Linked DNA regions of Homo sapiens: region 1 is linked to region 2. The links are chromatin contacts, found by Hi-C or POLR2A ChIA-PET in ENCODE. All regions are on one chromosome and are shown on one strand. Each heading gives the region's core, a stretch centred on a gene start or an enhancer-like site at or near the end of the contact. The rest is flanking DNA. Distances are from core to core; before and after follow the strand shown.

Region 1 (5,422 bases), core at 2,596-5,095, 1.3 Mb after region 2:
GGGGACTTGCTAGCCTCAGTCACAGGTGGGAGAGCTGGGGCAGATCTGCACACAAGGGCTCTCAGTGATGACACCTGTAGCCAACACCTGGGGCTTGTTAACCAGGTAACAGCCAGGGTTGTAAGGTCAGGAGTGAGTGTTTAAGGACAGTTACTACTGGGAGTCCAAATCCTGTCAAATGAGGGGATTTGATGAGATTCTCACTTTTCTGCTTTTCATTTTAGCCACTCTTCCTTATCAACTTTTAGTTACCAGTACCCCCTCCCTATGAGCTATCACACAGGTGTCCCGCAGTGATCAGAAAGCACCTTCCTCCATGGCGAGGTCCTGCCTGCCTAAGCTGTTGTCTCTTCTGGAATACTCTCCTTCACCCTCCCTTGGCTACCACCCCTCAGCCCCGCCCCCACCCACCACCACTCCAGGGAACCTGTCATCCTCCCCGCAGCTCAGGAAAGCCTCCCTGAGTCCAGCCCTTGCTAGAAGGTTAAGTGGTCCTCGCCAGCCTCAAGTTCTTTCCTTCAAAAACCACTTATCTCACTTGGTCATCAGTGTGATTATTTAATGTCTCTCCTGCTACCCGTAAGGGACCATTCGGAGTACAGCAGAGGGGCTGTGCATAGCAGGACGCCACTGCCACTGAGGGAGTTAACAGAAGCCACAGTCTGGGTCCCCACTCCTGGATTCTAAAATTTAACTCTTTACTCTCTGGAAGAAGAGATAAGAAGCCATTAACAATGCATCACTTTAATTAAACACTCTAAAAGAAGTGGAGAAAAAAATCATGTTAGTATTGAAATCCTTTGCCTTTCCAATTCCACTGGATAAAAGGGGTCCTTCAGGTCTCAGCCCTCCCAACAGAACCAGTTTTCTCCTCTCAGAATCAGCTGAGCAATGACTCTTCGCTGAAACAAGCTGGTGGCTGTTCCCTACTAGGAAGCAGCCAGTTAGTTTGGTAAGGGCTGGAAGGGGCTTGCTTTCCCTGGCACCATGCCTGAAGGCCACCTAGACCTGTAAGAAGGCAGCCCATGAAAATCCCAGCCTGCTGAGAGCTCTGCCATCCAAGGAGGGTGATGGGTTTTACCCACCTCAGCCTAATGACTCCAAACAAACTGGCTGAAGGTGAAAGGGTTGGCAGGGCTGTCTGGGGAGGAAAACCACCCATCCAGAAGGGTGGGCATGTCAGTCTTACGAGTGCTGCCACGCATGGGAAAGGTGTGGGAGCTATACTCTAGCCTGGTCCACTTCTGTCCCCACATTCTACCTGGAGGCTTCTCGACCTCACACCAGGGCATTAATCTGCTTGGGCACACAGTGAATCAGAACACAATGGTTTTAATACCTGCTTGGCCCCAACTCTGAGAACAGGGACCTGCCACTTGCCCTGAATGGGCCTCAGTGTCTTCATGTGTAAAGAGAGGAGGCTGAGGTAGGCTGCTCACAGCACATTCAAATGCTCGGAGGGCTTGGGCAGGAAACCTGAGACAGAGAAGCAGCAACAGCATGCAGCAGAAATACAGTGAACTGGAGAGGCCATATTTTGTCTAAATGCATGCAAAATCAGATACATTAAAATAACCCTAGCCAGGTGTGGTGGCACCTGTAGTCCCAGCTACTCAGGAGGCTGAGGCATGAGAACTGCTCGAGCCCGGGAGGCAGAGGTTGCAGCAAGCTGATATCGTGCCACTGCACTCCAGCCTGGGCTACAGAGTGAAACCCTGTCTCAAACAAAAACAAAAACCCGTGCAGGCCAAACACACCTGAGGGTTAAATACCATCTATAGGCTGTTGGTTAAAAATAGTTTGGAGACTGCAAAGACAGCTTCTACTTCATTCTATAAATGATGCTTTGTCTTTAAAGCCTAGCATGGTACCTAAAAAATAACATGGGAGGAAAATGGGAAGGTGAGGGAATCCTTCTTTCTGAAATCCATAGGCAAACCCACTGAACAAACAGACACTGGTCCCCAGTTACCTAACCCTGCTTGCTTGTGCTGCGCTACCACAGTGTGTGCAAATCCAGAACGTGGGAAGGTTCTGCCAAGGCAGTGCTGGGTGCTGAGTCACAGCTACTTACGTGACTGATGTGTGTTCCAGCCAGATGGGGGGAGCCGGAAGCCAAGCCCAGATGGCCATCTTCTTTCCTCTGGGAATGCTGATTTCAGGGCTCCTGGCAGCAAGGAAGAGCTCATCTTGGTGAGAGAGGGGCCTGGGGAAGGCTCTTTTGTAAAAGGGGAATGTCTTGCCCTCAAGAGACAGTCCCAGGCCATTGCATGTATAAACTGAAAGGGCAGTCCAGCTTCCTGTCATTCTAGGCAGCAGCCTGGGCATTCTGTCTTTAGCTGTCAGGGTGGGGGCTGTGAATCAGAGGGAAGGGTGATAAAAGGAATGGTATACACATGAGGGGCCAAGGGTGGAGCAGAGGGAGCATGGAGTTACCGGCTGGCCCAAAGTCCCCAGAAACCTCCATCAGGCTCTTCCTTTCTGGCAGGGTGGCCTTCAAAGGAGGACTCAGAACCCAGGGACCACTGCATTTCCCAGGCCCTGAGCCCCAGTGTGGGAATCACATCCTCCAAACCCACAGTGCCCCTCAAATTCCTATTCAGGTAAGAAGGCAAAAAGTAACAGCCTTCCAAGCCTACGTGGACCCAGCATCGGTTTTTCTGGTTTCCCCTGCGTCAGAGGTATGGAGGTCTATGTTCCTAGGCAGCTGCACTCCTAAAAGTTCAGTTTTCCATCCCTCCCTTAACACTACTGACATAAACCCCAGACTCAGTCCAGGCACGGGGGCCCTGGGTCGGGACTGCTGGCTGGATGGGAGGATGCACCAAGGTTACCCTGCCCCTGGGATGAGCTGGGGGGACAGCAGGAGACAGTGGAGGGCAAAGGGAAGGAGGAGGAGTGGAATGAAGACTGGAGCTCGCGTGTCTCCATGTTCCCCCAGTAGAAGGGCTCAGCTCTGGCACAGAAGGATGGGCATGTCCCTGAACTGCTTTCAAGAAAGCTAGTGCTTTCTGCAAGAGGAAAAATGAGCATACCAATGGTCTATTACACAAACACAATGCCCACCACAGAGTTCATGGGTCCAAACCAATGCAGATCCAAAGGCAAACCACCAATGCTGCTCCCTGGTCATTCCTAAATCATCTGCTTGACTCAGTGAAGATGGAGTCAAAAGTGAAACCACAGTCTCAGGTGAAACCTAACTCTGGAGGTAGGGAGGGAGACGCCCCAAAGCCCAGCTCCCCCACCTCCCCCAGGCAGAGCTGGTGACCACTTCCTTCAGCCACTGGGAAGTAACTAACAGATGCAGTATCCTACCAGGCACCACACTCACAAGACGGCATGGCTGCTCTCGCTGGGAGAAGCACGTTCCTGTTCCCAAGAGCTCCTCCAGAGACATGCCCCAGCCTCTTGCAGCACAGCCTCTGCTCCTCCCTGGAGGGAGAGCACAGCATCTCAAAGGAGAGAGCATTTCAACAAGTCAAACACTCTCCCCAGAGCAGAGCACAGCCCAAGGGGGGCACCAGGAAGCCCAGGGTGCTTCCTGAACTAATCTCTGAGTGGCAGTTCTCCCCAGTACCTGGGCACACACCTGGTCCACACACATGGACTGGGCACACCCTGTGGCGTGATGTAGTTCCACTTCCCTAATAGAATGGAGGGAGGCTGGGCCAGACAGAGGGTAGATTTGAATCCAAAGCCAACTGCAAGCCCACTTTCTCTCCTTCCTCTTTGGCTGGCCCAGCTGGTAGCTGCACCTATGGTGCTATTCCAGCCTCATTCTGCTATCAGGACCTCTGTCTGCCAGACTCAAGAACAGTGAGTAGCAGGAGGAGGAAGGAGGAGAAAGGAGGGAGGAGAGAGGAGGAAGGAGGGTAAGAGGGAGGGAGGGACTCGGGAGAAGAGGTGGAGGAGGAAGTTTCACAGTCTAGTGCATTCCCATCAGATCAGAGAGAGGGGAACATGTGCAACTTCCCTTTTCAAGCGTTTCTCTGCCCCCCATTTTGTTTTGGTTCCTTCCCCTCTGGCCTGGGGATGGCGCGGCTAGTGGGCTATGCAGGGGCAGGCGCCCAGGTACCCAGCCAACTGGGCTCTCGCCCGGCTCCATCTCAGGCCTGGCACGCTCCCTCAGGCCGTTACCCAACATGCCCTTCTCCTTGTCAGGGAGGCCGCGCCCTCTTGTTTTCAAAGTTTTATAACAGTATTGTTTGTTGTCCAGCAGATTAAATTCTTTGGAGGCTGGGGAGTGGGGGGAGGGTGAGTGAGAGAGAGGAGGGAAAAGAGAGGAGAGAAAATACAAATAACTTCTATTAGGCCCAAAATATTAAATGAGTTCGCTTAACACAAAGTTCACCTGTCTTGAGAGAGGCTAGTGGCCAGGAGCCTGCGTTCCCTTCTCTGTCTGTGCCTGACCTCTCTGACCCCCTTCTCACCTAGCAAGGGATGTACGGTCTCAAACTTCCAATACCACTCCTCGGGTCAAGCTGAAAAGCAGTACCAGCTAATAAGGCTGGAAGATGCATGTGTGAGCACCACCCTCCAGGCAGGACACATGACATAGCGTTGGGCAGGTCCCTGCAAGAACACCCTTGACTCTCGTCTCAGGCGTCTGGCCGAAACAGTCCAGGGCTATTGGGGGAAGGGCATCTGTAGGCAGCTGCTGGAGCCCTTGTCTCAGAGATGGCTTGTCCCTGCCGTGAACCAGTGGTTTGTTTACACTTGAAATCAAAGTCACATATTCATTGATGCCAATGACACTGGAAGAACTGTACCCCAAGGAAATAACACAACTGCATAAATAAATATTCACGTAGACCTAAGGAATAAGAGTGGGAAATAGTAATGAAAAGAGACAAAAAGTCATTATAAAATAAGCATGATCTTACGGACAGGGCCCATTTCAGCATCCTCAGCCTTTCAGGCCTGTTGATGCTAAATCTGTAGGTGGTGATGACACACAAAAAATATGATTTTCCATATTTAATACAACTCTCATTTAGCCATTAACTGATTTATTTCAGACTGTGGGTTACCGCTAAATAGTAGGCCTATTTGAACACATCCCTTTGCCTTTAGTATAGCAGGCAATGTCTGTGGCTCCCAGAGTTGTGGGCCTGCCCTGGGATGTTCCTCTCCCACCTCCTACCTTCTTCCCAGCAAACCATGTCTGGCCTTGCGTCCTCTACACGGCCCTCCTCCCTCCCCACCATAGGATTAGAGCAGCTCAGCACTCTTTCCTGGAAAAGATGAGGGACAACATGCCTTTCTCTTTTTTTATATGCAAATAACACCAGTTCCTATAAGATCAGTGCCAGAAGTTCTCTCTGCAAAGGGAAACAAGGTCAAAGTTCCAGATTCGATGACCACATTGGTGTACCCTGCCCATGCATCCCCTCAATTGCATCCAGCTTGGGCCTGTCTT
Region 2 (5,437 bases), core at 456-2,955:
GGGCAGAGGCGGTGGCCTGTGGCTTACACCCCTCATCGGAGCTCCTCTGTTTGGTAGCACTGTGGGGTTGACTGTCCCATGGGTCATTCCTCAGAAACCACCTCATAGGGTGAGCTCCCGCCTCTGGTGAGCCCCCAGAGCCCCAGGAACCTCTCTTCTGCTACAGATTTGGGAGGCAGAGGACTATGATTACCGTGAGGGAGAAGCCATGGAGCAAAGCTGGCTGGGAATTCCCTGGCCACTGGACTCTGGAAATCTTAGGAATTACCTAAAAATTACCTCCAAGGGAAAAACAAAAAGCAAAAGTGAAGATTCCCCTACGAAGCACTAGGGGGAGACCCATCTCTGGCCTGGGAAGAGAAGGGAGAGACCAGGTCCAGAAGAATTTAGACTATTCTTCTAAAAAATGACCACCGCTAGACGGACCAAACCGAACCTGTGTTTTAAGAGGAAAGCTGTGATCACTGAGTCATAATGACGGAGCTGGAGAGTGCCACGTTAACAACCACCTGTCTCCCCACCTCCAGCCCAATGTACAGTTAACAATACTGGGGCTAGAGAGGGCCAGGGCCCAGGCCCAGGTTCAGAGATCCAGGAGTCCTCCTTATCCATAAGATGGGCCTGTTTCCATGGGCAAAGGTGCCTGTCAGGAACAACTACATAATTTGTGGGAACCAGTGCAAAAAGAAAACGCCTGGCCCTTTGTTCAAAAAGTAAGACTTTCAAGATGGTGACCGCAGAGCGTTAAACCAGACAAGGGTCCATGAAGGCTTGAAGCAAGCCTTCACGGGGGAAAGTGCCGGGAGAAAGGAGATCTCTCTTTGGGTCCCATGAGTGAACCATCCATACCAGGTTCCACTTAGGGCATTTAGGGGAACTGGTATCTCCACAGTAATTACTAGAGCAGCTCTGGGGAACGGAGGGTTGGCTAAGGAAGAAAAGCTCCCCCAACCCTTGGGGCGAGGGAGCGTTCTCTCAATGGAGCCCCCCCAACTCCCCTCCACCCCCCACCAGTCTTCCAGGAAAGAGGAATACCCTACCCGGCAGGGCTGCGAAGGAAGGGGAAATCCAACCAGAGCGAAAGTCGCACGCGGACAGCTCTGCCAGCCCTTGGAGGCATCCGGCGGTCACCCACGGGACAAAGCGCGGCTGCGGGAGCGCGCGCGGGGCATTCCGGACCCGCGTCGAGCTCCGCTCTAGAGGGGGCGGCGGGCGGCGACAAGCCGGAGAGAGGAAGGGCCAAGGAGCACGGCCCTCCTGTCGGCACCATCAGCGGGAGAGTGGCGAGCGGACGCCTAGACGGAGGGGCCCTACTCAGACCCCATCGAGCCAGTTCCCAAGCTTTTCCCTCCGACCTGCTCCCTCCCGGGGCGCGTGAGGGTGCGGGTCGGGGGTGAACCTGGTGTTGGGGAAAGTGATTGGCAAGGGAAAGAGGCAGGGCTGAAGGCCTAGGGCCCCCCGCAGAAATGCGCCCTCTGAGCTGTACTGTACAGAGGCGCTCCTCTGCGGAATCCTGCAGCTGCTCCAGGTGAAGACGCCCCCAAATCCACACTCGCGCAGACGTCGCCTGGCACGGACCCTACCCCCTTCGGTCCGTCGGCGGTTCTCTTGGGTCGTCCTTCCTGCCACTCCGACTCTCCCCGCCCCCGCCCCGCCCAGCAGGCTGCGGTTCCTTTAAAGGCGCGCTGGTGTGGGGCGGCCCCTTCTCTCGGGGCTGGCTCGGGAGTAGCGCAGTCGCCAAAGCCGCCGCTGCCAAAGCTGCCGCCACTAGCCGGGCATGGCCATGGCGTCCCCGGCCATCGGGCAGCGCCCGTACCCGCTACTATTGGACCCCGAGCCGCCGCGCTATCTACAGAGCCTGAGCGGCCCCGAGCTACCGCCGCCGCCCCCCGACCGGTCCTCGCGCCTCTGTGTCCCGGCGCCCCTCTCCACTGCGCCCGGGGCGCGCGAGGGGCGCAGCGCCCGGAGGGCTGCCCGGGGGAACCTGGAGCCCCCGCCCCGGGCCTCCCGACCCGCTCGCCCGCTCCGGCCTGGTCTGCAGCAGAGACTGCGGCGGCGGCCTGGAGCGCCCCGACCCCGCGACGTGCGGAGCATCTTCGAGCAGCCGCAGGATCCCAGAGTCCCGGCGGAGCGAGGCGAGGGGCACTGCTTCGCCGAGTTGGTGCTGCCGGGCGGCCCCGGCTGGTGTGACCTGTGCGGACGAGAGGTGCTGCGGCAGGCGCTGCGCTGCACTAGTAAGTGTGAAGGCAGGGGAGGGGCGTGCGGGGAGACCGCAGTCTGGGGGCGAAGGACTGGGAGGGCCCTGGGGCAGGGAGAGAGGGGCCATTACACTCTTTGGCTCCAGGGGAGCCCCGAACATAAGGAGATAACAACCCCTGGGGACAGTCCGCTCCTTAGTTCCCTGCCCGGTATCCTTTAGTGCCTGCCCACTACCTAGGTATGGTTATGCGGTAGTTAACAGATACCTGTCTCCTGACAGGTGCGTGCCTTGGCCCTCCACACACACACACACACACACACACACACACACTCGCACACAGGTTGTGGGGGGTGGGTGGGTGATGGCCTCGGCGGCCTCTGTCATCTCCCTGTGCACCCTCATGGTTTTGTTGTGAGTTCTTGGGAGTGGGTTGTGAGACTGCTGTTGAGATGACCGTTTGACCCTTGCTTATTAGGGTTACTGACAAAACGCTTGTTTGTCCGCCCATGGTACAGGCTCAGACCTCTCCTCCAGGGGGACGTATTGGGACAGGGAGGAGACCTTGTTAGATTTTGGATAAAGGCAGGCTGTGAGGCTGAAGAGAGCCTGAAGTCACCCTGAACCCGTGCCCCCTCCTGCCTTTCACCTCTGGCCCCTCAAACCTTTGGACTCTGCTCCAATGTTTGGCTGTGCCCTGCCTCCTCCCCTTCCTCCTCCTGGGTTCCTGCCCTAGTCGTCATGCTCTAACATTACTCAGCTCCTGACAGGGTCCCTTCCTCTCCACAGCCCTCAGGCCCCTCCAGTCACCTCCTGAGCCAGGCGCTTCTCAAAGCCAGAAAACACTGGGCCCCCAGTGTATAGATTTTCTGAGCCAATCTTCAGTCTCCTTGGGGGTTTATTATTTTTCTCCTCCTACAGTTAGGGGTGTGTATGCCTTTAATAGGTGTCCACCCTCCACCCCCACCCCGGCATTTGCTCTTGCGTGTTTATCAGAGGATATCCACAGCCATGTGTTCATGTGTTTACATGGATATTTCAAATATCTGAAGCCCAAAGCACAGACAATGGCACAGCCTCTAACAAGCATCTCTGGAAATGGATTGTGGTTTGCATCTTTCAGCAAAGGCCCTTCCCCTATGGCAGCAGCCTCACGTCTCCCATCCAACTGCAGCGTTGGACAGCAGCAGTGATTTCCACATCAGGAAAACCCTACCCTTTTTCTGCCTGCAGTCTGCAGCGGAGGCTGTTCAATGTGCTGCCCGCTGCAGCTGGCTGCAGGGAAATAGAACTCAGACACTAAGCCTGGGTCAAGTGGAAGGGAAAGATTGGAAGGGCAAGTGGGTGCTGCTCTTTCCTCCACCAGAACCCCCAGTTCAGGTGCTAATTAAGAAGGAAGGAGTAAAGGTTTGTAGAGGTACATGTTGTGGGTAGAGGGGCTGCTGTCCCTTGGTAAATGCCTTTGACTACAGTAGAATCAAATGCAACTTATCCTTGGATGTGTTGGCAGCTTTTGCACTTTCAAGATTCCCTTACTGCATCCAACAACCCTACACACAGGGAGAGAGGCAGGAGCCTCACTGAAATGGGTTTTATCATAGCTGGAATCCCAGGAAATCTGCTTCGTTGGCATTCTAGTTTGTAGTTAGACTTTGGGGGACTGTATCACTTGTTGAAGATTTTGCACATAGTTTTGTGATTTTCTTTTTTTTTTTTGGTTTGGTGATAATGGTGCGTTTGTGTGTATTTGCGTGTGCCTGTGTGTGATACTCCATGACTAAATGAATTGATCCTTACGTCACATCAGAATTGTCGATCTCCTTTGATTAAGTCATACGTCGTTTCTAGTGGCAGGAAGATCTAGGCCCCCGGGCAGTACCTCTGACTTTGTGTGTGACTTGGTGAGGTCTTTTTACTTTCCTGGGCGCTCATGGTCCCCCACAGAGTTGGTTTAATGCTAACGATGTCTGAACACTGGAGAGAAAGCAAAACTGGAATCGAGGGGCTACAGAAAGGAGTCTCTGTTTGTCATGATTAATATTTAACTAATTGTGAACCTATGGCTGGATGGCAAAAGTTGAGAAATGTTCTGATGTGCAGATGAGGGCTGGCAGGTGGAGACACAGCAGGCCAAACTCGCTGAGCATCTTTCTTTAAGTTGAAGGTCTGATTCCATGGTGAGGTTGCTTTGTTTTATCTTCATTTTGAAAAGCAAGTGTCAGAAATAGGACTTTAAAAAAAATCATACTATGCAGTAGTTAAGAGTACAGACTGGAACCAGAGCCCTGGGTTTGAATCCTGACTACCACTTAGTCCCCACGTGAGTCCTGGACATCTCTGTGTTCTGCTTCTTTGTTTAAAAAAAATAGGATAATGATATTACCTACTTCATCATGTTAATCTGAGAATTAAATGGATTAATATACATAAGGCACTCAGAACAGGGCCTAGCAAAATGCAATACGAATGTTTAATTCGATATGATTGTTATTGTCCCCTCCCATCTAACAGCTGTAACAACTAGTCTGGGCTTGTGACACCTCCTAGGATTACCTTTCGAAGCAGTGAGTACAATTTGCGAACTCTGCCTGGTTGCTGAGCTAAGTGGGGAAGTGACTGCCATAGACATCCCAGAAAATTTGGGTATTAGGTGTCCTCTAGAAATGCCACTCCTACCTGATGTCCTGCTGTGGCTGAGGAGACCCTTCTTTGCCTGGCATAGGGGCCACGAAGCCATTGGCTCCTTGTCTTTGTGTTTCTTGCACCCAGCAGAGTGCCAGGCCCAGAGCAGGGTCTCACTATGTGGTGAGTGATGAAAGTGATGGCTTGTTTGTGCTATTAAATATCCCAGCCCTTGGAAACAAGCAGGAGGGCAGTGGGTATGTGAGTGACATCTGTCTGCCCAGGAGACTGACACTGGGTGGGAACCATGTTGGCAGAAGGGCACTTTAGTAAGGAAAGCATTTTGGAAAACACTCTTCCCACTGTCTGCCTTTTTAGCAAAAGTTCATCTAACCTAAGCTTACCCCACTTCAAGGTCTGTAACCAACCTCTGGTTAATGCTGGATTTGTGAACAGGGAAGTTCAGAGTTAATATTAATTTCTAGGATTAAAGAACTCCTAGTTGTGAGATAGAGAAGGAAATCCAGTGGGGATCTGTGGAAAGGCAGAGAGAGAACGAAAGGTCCTGTGAGCCCATGTGTGTGTTTTGGGGTAGGGGTGATGGTGATGGCGAGAATG

What was found. A loop is a pair of places that touch in the nucleus more often than their neighbours do. ChIA-PET counts read pairs that join two places held with the same protein, here RNA polymerase II (POLR2A). Pooled maps may share reads with other maps.
Region 1: a loop to region 2 is called in a map of ascending aorta, with 3 times the contacts of the local background. The contact joins the enhancer-like site here to the promoter of RASSF5 in region 2. A Hi-C loop is called at or near these places in 1 of 168 maps with a recorded cell type or tissue (ascending aorta) and 3 of 50 pooled maps. POLR2A ChIA-PET finds 5 or more read pairs at or near these places in 1 of 52 experiments (K562).

Annotation. Positions count from the first base shown.
Region 1 is chr1:207,803,931-207,809,352 of GRCh38, forward strand. MIR29B2CHG (MIR29B2 and MIR29C host gene) reads right to left here. Exons shown (of 6, transcript NR_135299.1): 5 at 2,075-2,167. Among named protein-coding and RNA genes, the nearest start is that of MIR29B2, 4.1 kb to the left of the region's middle. RefSeq lists an enhancer at 1,737-2,936. Within about 2 kb of position 3,846, at least 25 of the 41 ENCODE cell types and tissues checked have a DNase peak (open chromatin) inside an H3K27ac peak, as active enhancers do; they include ascending aorta, where a contact is called at or near this core.
Region 2 is chr1:206,505,826-206,511,262 of GRCh38, forward strand. RASSF5 (Ras association domain family member 5) reads left to right here and starts at 1,706. Exons shown (of 6, transcript NM_182663.4): 1 at 1,706-2,234. The coding sequence starts at 1,778. It overlaps LOC124904493 (a long non-coding RNA gene), which reads right to left and starts at 1,582. Exons shown (of 2, transcript XR_007066830.1): 1 at 1,041-1,582. RefSeq lists silencers at 1,322-1,371, 1,622-1,981, 2,022-2,111.